Regions from separate parts of the Homo sapiens genome. Here region 1 is linked to region 2. A link is a contact called in ENCODE Hi-C or POLR2A ChIA-PET data. All regions are on one chromosome and are shown on one strand. Each heading gives the region's core, a stretch centred on a gene start or an enhancer-like site at or near the end of the contact. The rest is flanking DNA. Distances are from core to core; before and after follow the strand shown. Region 1 overlaps BCKDHB (branched chain keto acid dehydrogenase E1 subunit beta). Region 2 overlaps BCKDHB (branched chain keto acid dehydrogenase E1 subunit beta).

What was found. A loop is a pair of places that touch in the nucleus more often than their neighbours do. ChIA-PET counts read pairs that join two places held with the same protein, here RNA polymerase II (POLR2A). Pooled maps may share reads with other maps.
Region 1: a pooled map shows a loop between it and region 2 (2.1-fold over the local background). The contact joins two enhancer-like sites. A Hi-C loop is called at or near these places in 6 of 168 maps with a recorded cell type or tissue (Right ventricle myocardium inferior, heart left ventricle and heart right ventricle), 1 of 37 single-sample maps with no recorded cell type and 8 of 50 pooled maps. POLR2A ChIA-PET finds 5 or more read pairs at or near these places in 2 of 52 experiments (BJ and OCI-LY7).

What each region holds. Positions count from the first base shown.
Region 1 is chr6:80,181,026-80,184,493 of GRCh38, reverse strand. The region is part of intron 6 of BCKDHB (branched chain keto acid dehydrogenase E1 subunit beta); the gene reads right to left. Among named protein-coding and RNA genes, the nearest start is that of BCKDHB, 76 kb to the right of the region's middle. Within about 2 kb of position 2,018, at least 2 of the 41 ENCODE cell types and tissues checked have a DNase peak (open chromatin) inside an H3K27ac peak, as active enhancers do.
Region 2 is chr6:80,142,465-80,146,231 of GRCh38, reverse strand. The region is part of intron 3 of BCKDHB (branched chain keto acid dehydrogenase E1 subunit beta); the gene reads right to left. Among named protein-coding and RNA genes, the nearest start is that of BCKDHB, 38 kb to the right of the region's middle. Within about 2 kb of position 2,456, at least 8 of the 41 ENCODE cell types and tissues checked have a DNase peak (open chromatin) inside an H3K27ac peak, as active enhancers do.

The DNA of each region.
Region 1 (3,468 bases), core at 769-3,268, 39 kb before region 2:
TATTCAGGCAACAACATGATGAATAAAACAGTACCTCACATCTCAATGCTAATGTTAAATGTATATGGCTTAAACGCTCCACTTAAGAGATACAGAATAAATAAAAATCTACCAACCAAGTATCTACTGTCTGTCTTCAAGAGACTCACTTAACACCTAAGGACTCACATAAACTTAAGGTAAAGGGATGGAGAAAGATATTTCATGCAAATGGAAACCAAAGCTAGCAGGAGTAGGTATTCTCAGACAAAACAGACTTTAAAGCAACAACAATTTAAAAAGTCAAAGGGGGATATTACATAATGATAAAAGGACTACTCCAACAGGAAAATATCACAATCCTAAATAATATGCATCTAACACTGGAGCTCCCAAATTTATAAAACAATTACTACCAGATGAATAAGTTGAAACTTATTTGCACACCAAAACCTGCACATGGATGTTTACAGCAACTTTATTCATAACTGTCAAAACTTAGAAGCAACCAAGATACCTTTCTGCAGGTGAATGAATAAATAAACTGTGTTACTTCCAAACAATGGAGTATTATTCAGCATTAAATAGAAATGAGTTATCAAGCCATGAAAAGACATGGAGGAATCTTAAATACATAGTACTAAGTGAAGGAAGCCAATCTGAAAAGGTTTCATACTGCATAATTCCAATTATATGACATTCTGGAAAAGATAAAACTATGGATACAATAAAGCTATCAGTGTTTGCCAGGGGTTGAAGTGAGGGGAGACAAACAGATGAAGCACAGAAAATTTCTAGGACAGTGGAAATACTCTGCAAGATATTATAGTGGTAGATACATGTCATCATACAACCCACAGAAGGTACAACACTAAGAGTGAACACTGATGTAAACCATGGACTTTGAGTGATGACAATGTGTTAACATAGGTCATCAATTGTAAAAAATGTACAACTCTGATGGGGATGTTGGCAATGGGGAAGGCTATGCTTGTTTGAGGTCAGTGGGTATGTGGAAAATCTCCATGTCTATCTCTCAATTTTGCTGTGAATCTAAAATTGCTCTTAAAAAATAACTCTTAATTAAAAAACGGCAAATTCTGATACACAAGTGAATAAAAACACAAGGTTTTCACTCTTACAATTGCCAAGTTAAATGTCTGACAAATATTTCCTGTTTTCATTTTTAGATTTTAGTAACAGTTACTTTATTGAGTCTTGCCGCCCCACAGTACCTGTGGTAATGATTCCCTATCCTTCCATAGTTTTTCATTAACTGCTGTTTAGACACACAGCATCTGGCTTCGTCAATCATGCATTACTCAGGGCTAAATTGAATATATGGGGCTTAGAGAAAGCAAGAAAGGGATTAAGAGATACAGGTTGTAGAATATTTACAATAAAGAACACAAGCGTAATTTTCTTCTTCTACATACACATATATATACAAGCAGAGATGTTTTCTTCAACATTTTTTAAAATAACCAGAATTTAGAAACAATTCGTTGTTCCATAATAGGGAAAGGATACATGTGAAGGTACATGTGAAGAAATTTTATGACTATAAAATGAATACGGTTTTATGAATATAAAAACCAGCTAAGCCTATGTGAATAGATACAGAAATATATCAAAAATATATTGGTAAAAAAAGCAAGTTATACAATATTTGTAACATGCTCTTATTTGTATTATTTGTGTGTGTACATTTTATACACTCACATACTTGACTAAATGGATAGAAAATAATTTGCAAAGCAAGTTACAAAACAATGTTTATAATACAATATTTTTATGTTACACATACAAAATCTGTTTACATGGAAGTAAATGTATTCTATATATTCACATATGTATGTAAATATAAAAGCACAGAAAAAGGCTTAAGGAAAGGAGTTCAAAGTGAGCCAGTAGGAAAAGGGAACTTTCACTATATTATGCTATATAGTTCTGTGATGCTGGAACTTTTTACAAAGAAAACACATGACTCATGGTATTAAAATTTTATTCAGGAACAAAAATAAATCACTCTACCACATAGCTTAAGCTTAGTCATTGAGAATGTAAATACCTTAAAGCTAATGATCAAAAATAGATATCTGCTTACGGTCAAACTTAGCCTGAAAAGTGAATAATATTAAAAATATACCATAGCATAAGAAAATCCCACTGGGTCCTATTCCATGAATAGTTCAGTTTATTAACTCAGTCACAGAAGATATACAAACAAATTCAAAGGCAATTGCACTGTCAGTTGACTGAACACCTTTTGATTCTTCCTGCTACTCAATACTAAGTCAGGGCCTTCTCATCACAAAATAGAATAATTGCCTATTAGCTGAAGTCCTGCCGGCTTTAGATATCTGGAACTGTAGATTTACAAGAAATGCTACCATGCGATTTTAAGAACAAAATAGAAATCTACTTGACCACTTCATAGAAGAAATATGAAATAAACAAACATGACTTGTAATCAAATGGAAACTGAAATAAATTAATAATATACGTTTAAAAGTATAGATAAAACAGTCTTACAGTATATAAAACAAAAAGTCAACAGTAGTTAGAGGATGGACTTATGAGTTCCTTTTATCTTTGTTTGTACTTTTCAGTACAAACATATATAAAAGATTAAGCAATAGACAGAATCCAAATCTCCCTGTATTCACACCCTTCTGCAATATGAGTAGGCATCTTTTCCCATGAAGAGATGGTGTCTATTTGTCCTCCTCTTCAACTTGGGCTGACTTTGTGACTTATTTTGGCCAACATACTATGGCAGAAGTGACAGTATGTCAACTCCAAGCCTATGCTTCAAGGGCCTTACAACCTCTGCTTCCACCAGGTGAACAAGCTTGAGCCAGCCCGCAGGGTGATAAAGGGACAGATAGACCAAAGCCTATCAGCCACAACTGGTGAAATAGCCCAACTAAAATCAGCAAATCCAACCCACACCTGACCTACAACTGACTATAGACCTATGAGGAAGCCTAGACAAGACCAGAATTGCTGAGCTGTGACCGGCCTAAATGCTGACCTGCAGATGAGCTATATAAAGAACATTGTTGACTTAGCCACTGAGTTTCAGGAGTGGCCTGTTAAGCATCGATGGCTGACAGTCAGAGTATGTGTTACCTTTATAATGAGAAAAATAAATATTTTTAAGAAAATAAGGTAAGCCATTGTAAACCAATGCCTTAATTATAATATTGTGTACAACAAAATAAAATTATCTGATTTTCAGCAGTTGTATACATTTTTAATTTAAAAAGAAGAAATTAAATAAACTCAAGAGGGTATCAGAACTACCTCACTGTAGTTAAGGATCCAGCTGACATTTAGCAAACCTAATTGTCTTAGTCCACTTCGTTTTGCTAGGACAGAATACCTAAGACTGGATGATTTATAAATAAAATGCATTTCTTAAAGTCTGGAGTTCAACTCTTTCAACTAAAAGAGTTGAAAGTTGTTGCCTGTGGGGAAAGATGC
Region 2 (3,767 bases), core at 1,207-3,706:
ACCACATCTTTAAAATTTTAGTACCTTCCAGAGCAGTAGTTCTCAAACTTGGCCGCACATTTGAATCACTTGGGGACCTTTTAAACCTCCAACACCCTGGCCACATTCCATACCAGTAACTCCTAATCTCTGGGGTGAGACTGGCATGTCAGTATTGCAGCATATGGGCAAGGTAGGGAAGCAGTGCTGTGAAGCAAACAGTGTTGTAGCTGTCTGAAACCCATTTCAAATATTTATTCCACATATATACACACATACACACAACTGGAAGGCATCTACCTTCCTAGGATGGCATCTCCAACAAGCTCTTAGAGCTAATAAATTGGTCTCTGTAACCAGGAAAATAACCCAAGAGATCCCAGGGCATACTAAAGAAGTGCCTTAGCCTAGACAAAGCCTGGTGGTGTTTATTATACTTCAACAGTAACTACCTACTTCCTGTACCCACTGGTCAATGTGGTAATGGTATCAGTCAACACCAGCCTTTCTCTACTGAGCATATTTCAGCCCACTACTGTCTTGTAATCTCTTCACAACTTGTGAACAGTTGGTCCAGCAATCACATCACATGTGTCAGTGGAACCAAGGCTATTTTAAATGGCCAGCTTCCAGTTCTGCAGAAACTATAAAACTGACCCAACTAAATGAAACTGACAGAGTTGAGTTGCCAGGCAGCAGAAGCTCCAAAATATCTATAAGAGCAGCTTAAAGAACCATTCTAGTTGGAAACAAAAGCCAGTGGGCTTGTGTTAAACTTACATGTTCATAGCAAGCCCATTGTTTTTACTTAGATTTGATGTATGGATGAGGTGGTTTGGGGGAAAGTCCCCTCAAGCACTCCTGATACCACAATGTTAGCAAAGGCAAGGACCACTGATCCATATGTTGTTACTGCACCATCAACACAGGCTTTTGTGTGTATGCTCCAGAGGATGGACAACAGTCCACTCATGGCTGTGCACAATAAAGAAGAGGACAGGCAAGGCAAGACCCTGCCCAACTAACTGCTAAAGCCTCCACAAGAGAGATTCACAACAGAAAGATAGAGTCCATGTGATCTGGAAGGGAAAAAACACATCAAATGCTAACAGTTGGATCAAATCCCTTAGCAGTTTGGCAGAAATTAGAAACCAAAACAGACACAAACAATAGCAGAAGGGGATCTACAAAGATAAAACTGAACAAGAAAATCCTGATACGTTATGTAACTACGTACAACTCTCAGAAAGAACGCTGCCTATTCTCTGATCCTGTACTTCCCTGGAACATGGAGATATTCTAGGGAAAATGAAACGTGGGATGGAAAAAACAACAGCAGTGGCACTATACTGCTACAAGACAATTTAAACAGTGGAAGACTGTGCAGTAACTTGGCTGTTGCTCCCTTAGTAAAATGAATACTGTGCAGCTTAGGATCACTCAGACTGGTAAAATTGGGAACAAATTTTACTGAAATTTTACTTTACTGAAATCTTTCAATGTAATGGGAGTTTAAGCTGAGCCATGAACTACCTTCTACTTCATGCTTTAAGAAAGAAAGAGGGTGAGCTAGAAATGAGCGTGAATTAAGTTAATCTGGCCAGAAATGAATGAAGGGAATGCTTCATTGAGACTATTTGGCTCAAATTCTGCTTACAAGTGTCTAAGAGATATCAGAAGAGGCTGGGTAGGTTGGAAGTTCCCAAGATCCAGGTTCCCCTCCCGATTCACCTTCATCAAACTGCAGGATGAATTCAGTCATTACAGAGAACACAACTAGTGCATTAAATGTATGTCAAGATATCAAACTTTCTCTTTTCATATAAACAGTTATGCATTGTAATCAGAGTTGTAACTTTCTCTGACATATTGTATACTATAAAAGCTAAAAAGTTCTTGGACAGAAACTTTGCAGAATCTTTATTTGACAAAAGAAAAAGTGCCTTCTTCATGCAAATACCTAAGTTGCCTTACTGGACTTATGAATTTGTTAAGAACACGATAAGTTTTCCTTTTCAGGTCCATCCTATCAATGCTTAATTTAGATCTGAATAAATCCAGTGGGCTTATGCCATTTAATATGCTGTATTTCTGCCGTTGAATACAGAATTAAGATGTTCCTGAAGTGATTTTGAGTTTCCTTTTGAGTTTTGAGGAACATCCACTTTTTTAAAGAAAGAAATGCTCAAATTCATTGTCTATAGGATATTGATTAAGGATATACTACTAGGTTTGTGTGTTTCCTTTTGGCTTAGAAACAAGTTTCTTTGTTTCTGCTAGACTCCAAGCTGGCAAAGACCAGAAAACAGAAAAGATGGGTTAAATGAACAGCATGCCCAGAAACGGAGAAGAAATTCCTTATTACTAAAGATACTAGAGTTTCCAAGAGCCAGTATTACAGAATAAGAATCCTCTGACTAATTTATGATTGGCTAGATGCCACCACTTCTGGCTGGTGGCCAGAGGATCTAGAGGGGAAGGATGGCAGGATGCCACAAGAGAAGGTCAAGCATTTCACTGCTAAAGCCGCCTTTGGGTGTAGCTGCTCACCAGGAAACTGAAAACTTTTTGTCCAACAAGCTTCACAAGTGATTTCTTAGCACATGACATTTGCCAACCTTTACCTAACTGATCCTTCATCAACTCTGCCAATCAAAGCAACTGAGAAATCTCATCTATGTTAAATGGGAACAGAAAACAAAGCACTGTGCTCTAATTCTCTATGACTTTTGCATAGGCAGTCTCACTCAACAAATATCTGGCAAATGACATTAATACTGTCCTCCACGTAGAGCTGTTTTTATTGGCTCCTCCTAGTCTGACTGGAAAATAACTTTTCCTAGTGAACTTTATGATTATGTGACTTTATAACTGCATTAAAGGTGATAACAGTGGATTTCCAAGACAGAATTAGAGGCACAGAATGTATTGCTGTGTAATAACCTACACATTTAGATTCAAACTTCCTGAGACAGTTAAGTGACTTCAGGTAAGTGACAATATCAACTCAATGTCTGAGCACAGTGTCAACGTGAAGTTGCCATACAGCTGCTATGGCTATCACACATGCAACTCCTAGAAAGAGGAGCAGTTGAAATTTAACGGACTTTGTGATCTGTTTTAAGATGAACAAAACAGGATGGGAGAATCCAAGCATCCCCAGATATTGACCAATCTGAACTGCTCCATAAAATTGTTATACTGATCCTTTTTCAGCCCTGATAATTTTAGGAATCTAAATTGTCTGTATTTATTGATACTCTTCACTGGATTTCTTTTTAATTTTGAGAAATTTGGTAGAAATGTTACACTGATAATCTCCCAGACTTCTGAGAAATTGAAATCAAGGAATATGCGGCACTGTTTGAAAGAGAAAAAAATTTTTTCATAACTGGACTGATCTAAGCTAATCTAAGAATCTCCAAAATAGCAGTGGCAGCAGGCCCATTTTTAATTCCTTCACTGCATGTGGTTTTTCTTTAGAAAAGAAAAATGACTCTGACAAAAGATAAATAAACTTAATAGTCTTAAAGTTAGGTCAAAGAAACACAAAAGCAAAATGTTTTTCAATACTCCTCCTCCCCCAACACAGCCAATATTGCAGCATGGTAATCAAAAGCATGAATAGAGAGAGTCAGAGTAAGCACTACTGTATTTTTCAAATGTGTAAAAATCCCCAACTTTGTATTATTTTTATATGTTTTTATTCCCATTCCTGTGTCCCAAAGGGACTCCTATGGCCTTCTAAAAGGTATTATTAGATCTGAAAGAAAAGTGCTAAATATATA